Linked DNA regions of Mus musculus: region 1 is linked to region 2. Evidence: chromatin loops called from intact Hi-C (ENCODE). Cell type or tissue: heart. All regions are shown on one strand. Each heading gives the region's core, and the rest is flanking DNA. Links, peaks and the distances in the headings are about the cores only. Region 1 holds the start of Iqcg (IQ motif containing G). Region 2 holds the start of Snx4 (sorting nexin 4).

Region 1 (2,904 bases), core at 121-2,620, 200 kb before region 2:
GGATATCTGTGTACACATAATGTACCTCTTACTGACCTAAAACAGAGCAATCTTCATACTTCAACCTTCTAAGTGCAAGGATTACAGACACCAGAGCCAACATGCCATCCTTGCTCCCTCATGTAGGCTGCAAGAGGGCAGACGTTTTAGTCTGTTTACTCTGGTGCCCTACAAGCCTACAGCATTCTTGGTAGTGGTAGTCATTCAATAAATTACTCTCTGATTAAATGAATGGATCCATCAGTTCGCCTTAATTAATGCACAAGTTAGGAACTGTAAATCTGAGTCTATTAAATTTATCTGTGGGCTGGTGAGATGGCTCAGTGGGTAAGAGCACCTGACTGCTCTTCCGAAGGTTCAGAGTTCAAATCCCAGCAACCACATGGAGCCATAACGAGATCTAGCTCCCTCTTCTGGAGTGTCTGAAGACAGATATAGTGTACTTACATATAATAAATAAATGAATTTTAAAAAATTTATCTGCATCCGACAAGTCAGGGAAAGGATGGAAGGATATCTTCTATCTCTCACTTCCTCACATCGTCTCCCTTTTTTTCAGATGGGGTCTCATGTAGCTCAGGCTGACTGGCACTCCCTATGTAGCAGAGGATGGTCTTTTAAGTCCTATTCACCTGCTCGCACAGCTAGAATACTGGGGTTACAAGCAAGCACCGGGACCGCGGTTTGCCTCATGGATGTTTGTTGCTGTTAAGATGGGGCCTTGCTATGTAACTTAGCCTAGCCTCGAATTTGTGATGTGATCCTCCTACCTCAGTCTCCGGAATAAATGCTGAGGTTAACGGGCAACGGCTACCACACCCTGTTTGTTAAATTAAAGATGGGAAAAAATAAAAGAACAAATCAAGAGAAACTCCTGCCTTCATGCTCCAGGTTTTTCTCTCCTATATGGTAGGATCCCAGTCTCCATTCTAGGAAGAGGAGAAAACACTTAACTTTTCCTTACCTCTCTACCAGCCCAGCTGGAGGCGGGAACCAAACTAATCGGTAGCTATGGCAACGCGTCGCGCAAGCTCTTTTTTTTTTTTAAGTAGGACCCCTGATTCTTTCTTAGTCGACTACGATTTTGCCTTTCCTTGTTCCTAAATAATACGTGTTGCCGCTTACAAAGACGAAAGGGCAGGAGGGAAAGAATTTAAAGTTCTTGAGCGCGGCTTGGCTGAGTCGAGCCTCTCTCTCTGTCTCTGACCTTTGCTTTCTGGCGCAGTGTGAGCGGCCTAAGCGCGGAGAGGGGCGGGGCGTGCGTCCCACAAGGCCGCGCGGCGGGGCTTGCCTTCCTCTTTCCGCCATCTTGGCGCCTGTGGAGGTGAGGGGGGTTCCTGCTGCTGAGCTTTGGGGCCCGATTGCTGGGGTGCGTTTAGTTTCATCCCTCACCGAGACAACCTGGCGTCTCGGAGAACCCGACCGCCAGAGGTTTCTGGGGATTCCAGGAGGATGGAGGGCGGGATGGAGGCGATGACGGGCTGATGGTGTGGAGGCCCCGGCCGGGGGAGGAGAGCTCGCTGGTCTCGGTCGATCTCCGGCTCGGGAGGAGAGAATGGGTGCATTTCCCCCGGTCTTACTGGCCCGGGGAGCGGTGGTCCCTGGGAGCTGGGTTCCCCGCACAGAGCCGGATCTCGCCTGTGTTAGCTGCTTTCTGTACTGATGGAGGCATGAGCTCGCCTCCGGGTTCCTTTTGGGGTTTGAGAAGTTAAGTCTCGGGTGAGTCGCCTTCCCACCCGGCCTTTGCCCACGATTCCGAGTCGTTCGTTGTCATTGGTTGTCGGAGCCCTGAGTATTTTGCCAGGCTCTGCCTCTATAGGGGGCAGGGCGTAGGTAAGAGGTCCCCATCCTTGGGACGCCGACTGAAGCCATCTCTCGCGCCGGGAAATAGTGACAGGTGGGATGCGTGCTGCATGACTCTCGGTTGAGCTCTCGGTTTTGTTTTTCAGGCCTGCTGGGAACAGGACTTCTAACAGCAAGTATGTCTGGAAGGTACGCGATCTCACAATAGTCGTTTTCTCCATTTCTGTTTCGTTCTATTAAACGCGAAGCTAAAGTTCAGTGTAATGCGGGAGGGGAACGAGAGGTCTGCTGTAGATAGCTGGAGTAGGAATTGCTACAAAGCAAATCATGGTGGCTTGCTAAAAGATACATGAAAAGTTGTAACGGGGTAGTCATCATGTCTTTCTTAACGTTGTCTTAGGCTGTGGTGCAAGGCCATTTTTGCTGGCTACAAGCGAGGTCTCCGGAACCAAAGAGAGCACACGGCTCTTCTTAAAATTGAAGGCGTTTATGCCCGAGATGAAACGGAGTTCTACTTAGGCAAGAGATGTGCTTATGTGTATAAGGCAAAAAAGTAAGTATGCTCCCATGCCTTTTAATTTTTGGTTGACTAATCTCGTTTTTTCTACTGAAAAGGTAGGGGTGTTAGTGAGAAATTGGTGTGGTTGAGTCTTCCTAGACACGTGAAGAGCTTAGAGGAAATTAGAGAGGGATCTTTTTGTCGGTGGTATGGACTATATAGGCACCATTGGTTCGTAGTACAAGTGTAGAAGTTCCCTGTGTTAAGTCCCTAACATGGTTAAAAACAAAGATTACAGCTCTTAGTACCTTTCATTTTCCTTTGAAAGGGTTTATATAGTACTTTTCAATGTATCTTGATTTGTTTTAGTTACTAAAAATGACAATTACTAGAATAGATTGTTCTTGTTATTGTACAATTTATTTGCTCCCACATCTATATTGAGTTAGGTGATTCTGCTCTGCTCTGTGAACAAACAGTCTATTGCACCCTGACTTAGAACAATTGAGGTTACATTTGGAAAAACTAGTTGAAAAATTAGTTAATTTTTTATGTGCATTGGTGTTTGCTTGTTTGTATAGCTGTGAGGGTGCCAGATTCCC
Region 2 (2,904 bases), core at 146-2,645:
ACAAGCAGAGGGCGGGGCGGCTGGAGTCAAGGCCCCGCGCAGGCGCACTGGACTCGCGGTGCCAAACTACAGCTATGGAGCAGGCACCTCCGGACCCCGAGAAGCTCTTGCAGCCTGGACCCCTGGAGCCGCTGGGTGGCCCTGGCGCTGTGCTGGAGGCCGCGGTCGGTGAGGAGAACGAGGGCACCCGAGAAGACGGCTCAGGGGTCGACACGGTGAGGAGAGGGGCGGCGGAGGCTTCCGGTCTGGGGCCGGGCCTAGCGGGCCGGGCCGGGCCGCCCTGGCTGGGTCTGGTGGGTGCGGTCCCGAGACCGGAGGATGACCCGATGCGGAGTGGAAATGGACTCACAGGCGCGGCGTGCCGGAGCGCCGCGTGGGCGTTGTCACGCGTGTCCGTGGTGGCGTGGCCCGCGGTGTCAGTGGGCGCGTCCCCCGGGGTCTGGCCCTGAAGAGGCTCGCTGCTGTTTCCGGCCGGCCGAGGGGGTCGCTGGGAGGCGGCTACACCCTTGGTGAGAGGCGAGTGTGCGCAGTAAGGGGGGCTTGGCCTATGGACACGTCGGGAAATAGACATCAGCGTCACGTTAAAGAGAAGGGACAGAGGAAGAAACATTTGTTGAACTCTCCATTTAGCTGTAATGTCGTTATAATGTTTCCTCCTGCAATCCCCGCCCCTCGGTGATAACTGGTGTTTCTCACCTTTTGAGTTAAGGGAGTGTCGCGTTGTCAATCTGTGAGTGCATCCATCCAAAGGGTCGTGACGGATTTGTAGACTCTGATGAACAAATGTTTAGGAAACTCATTAGCGCCCTGTATTTGAACTCCCTGACCCTCAGTTGCTCAGCCCCTGTCCAGCCATTTTGCTGTTGCCCCCTCACCCCCAGTAGGTATTCATGCTAAGGTAACCCGTACATTTTTATGATTGATGCGTCTCTAGAGAGGACTAAGTTTCGAGAGAGCTAACCAGGAACTTCTCAGCAGTTGGAGGTTTTGACTACTTAAACCATTTATGTGTGCTTATAAGTTAAAGACTTTAACTTTTTGTTTGTTTGTTTGTTTTGTGTTTTTTCGAGACAGGGTTTCTCTGTATATAGCCCTGGCTGTCCTGGAACTCACTCTGTAGACCAGGCTGGCCTCGAACTCAGAAATCTGCCCTCTCCCCTCCCAGGAGTGCTGGGATTAAAGGCGTGCACCACCACGCCCGGCTAAGACTTTGATTTTTGAGAACAGTTTTAAGGTCGCTGTAGAATTGAAAGAGAAATGGGGAGATTTTCCCGTATACTCAGTTCTCATATTCAGACTTGTGCCTTGTCCACGCTTCTTACCAGACTCGTTTATGTTATACGCGGTGAGGCCAGGTTGTCACCCAAAGTCCATAGTTTACACACTGTCACATGAACTTTTAAGTGTCCTAAAAAATCCTCTACGCTGCCTGTTCTTCTCTGTCCCTCTCCTGTTGTTCTTTCCTTTTTCTTTTCTTCATTCCTGTTGTTTTCCCTTTCAGGCATGTCCTATAATTGTCATCATATAATATGTAGCCCTCCCTACAAGCCCCAGACATTGTCGGCCTGCAATGCAGAGATCTGCCTCCTTGATATTAAAGGCATGCCTGGCTAATACATAGTTTTTTTTCTTTTTTTAAATAATTATTTATTATTATAATACATAAGTACACTGTTGCTGTCTTCAGATGCACCAGAAGAGGGCATCAGATCTCATTATGGGTAGTTGTGAGCCACCATGTGGTTGCTGGGATTTGAACTCAGGACCTCCGGGAGAGCAGTCAGTGCTCTTACTTGCTGAGCCATCTTGCCAGCCCTAATACATAGTTTTGACATGAGTTTCTTTTTTATTTTGTATGTATCTGTGTGTGGGTATCACTCTGTGACTGTGGGTGTGACTGTCTGGAGCTGTAGTTATAGGAACTGCCTGACATGGGTCCTGAAAACTGGGCTTGGGTCCTTCACAAGAGCAGTATGTACTCTGAAGATTTATTTTATTTTGTATGTATGAGTATTTTGTCTGCGTGCATGTGTATGTGTGTGTGTGTGTGTGTGTGTGTGTGTGTGCACATGTGTCATTTGTGAGCCCGTGAGGGTCAGAAGAGGGCATTAGATCCTCTGGAAGTGGCAGTAAGCATGATTGGGAGCCACCAGGTGGATGCTGTGAACAGAATCTGCGTCTTCTGCAAGGCCACGTAAGGCTGTCTTAGAGCTCACTCTGTAGGCCCAGCAGGCCTCAAACACAAGAGATCCACCTGCCTCTGCCTCCTGAGTGCTGAAATAAAGGCTTGTGCCACCAACACCTAGCCACACAATGTTCTTAATCACTGAGCTGTCTATCCAGCCCAGACTTAGACTATTCTATATGTTTTTGTTTGACAAGATTTCATGTAGCCCAGGGCATTCTGGAACTCCTGATTTTCTTGGATTACAGGCAAGAACCACCATTTTGTGATATTTTTGCTCTGTTTAGGTAGGTTCTCACCTTTACCTGGGTTAGCCTGGAAGTTTTGGGAATCCTTCTCTTGATTCTTTTGTTTGTTTGTTTTTTGGTTTTTCGAGACAGTGTTTCTCTGTATAACCCTGGCTGTCCTGGAACTCACTTTGTAGACCAGGCTGGCCTCGAACTCAGAAATCCACCTGCCTCTGCCTCCCAAATGCTGGGATTAAAGGCATACGCCACTACCGCCCAGCCCTTCTCTTGATTCTTAGTGATGGGATTACAGATGTGAGCTTCCATACTTCCTCTTACTTTATGACTGTATCTCTAAATAATACATTCTTTACTTTTACTCAATTTTGAAGTTTCATAAATGAAATATTTTCCATATGTCTTCTTTCTTTTGGGATTTATCATCTCTAAAGTGTTTTAGCTAATTGATTTTTATGGCTTTATAGTTTGGTC

What was found. Hi-C counts contacts between places; a loop is a spot of excess contacts. Peaks named below come from ENCODE experiments on the same cell type or tissue, not always from the same donor. Only the 100,000 strongest peaks of a DNase experiment are listed, where the experiment ranks them.
Region 1: a loop joins it to region 2, with 3 times the contacts of the local background. A loop is called at or near these places in 2 of 42 quality-filtered maps.

Annotation. Positions count from the first base shown.
Region 1 is chr16:33,055,187-33,058,090 of GRCm38, forward strand. It overlaps Iqcg (IQ motif containing G), which reads right to left and starts at 1,000. Exons shown (of 11, transcript NM_178378.3): 1 at 965-1,000. Rpl35a (ribosomal protein L35A) reads left to right here and starts at 1,267. Exons shown (of 5, transcript NM_001130485.1): 1 at 1,267-1,324; 2 at 1,950-1,992; 3 at 2,204-2,356. The coding sequence starts at 1,982. In heart, for the core only: no CTCF peak of the experiment used is centred there; DNase peaks (open chromatin) are centred at 695 and 1,335; H3K4me3 peaks cover 2,120 bases; H3K27ac peaks cover 1,908 bases.
Region 2 is chr16:33,251,387-33,254,290 of GRCm38, forward strand. It overlaps Snx4 (sorting nexin 4), which reads left to right and starts at 70. Exons shown (of 14, transcript NM_080557.2): 1 at 70-215. The coding sequence starts at 75. In heart, for the core only: a CTCF peak has its summit at 1,669 (motif pointing right); no DNase peak of the experiment used is centred there; H3K4me3 peaks cover 1,254 bases; H3K27ac peaks cover 918 bases.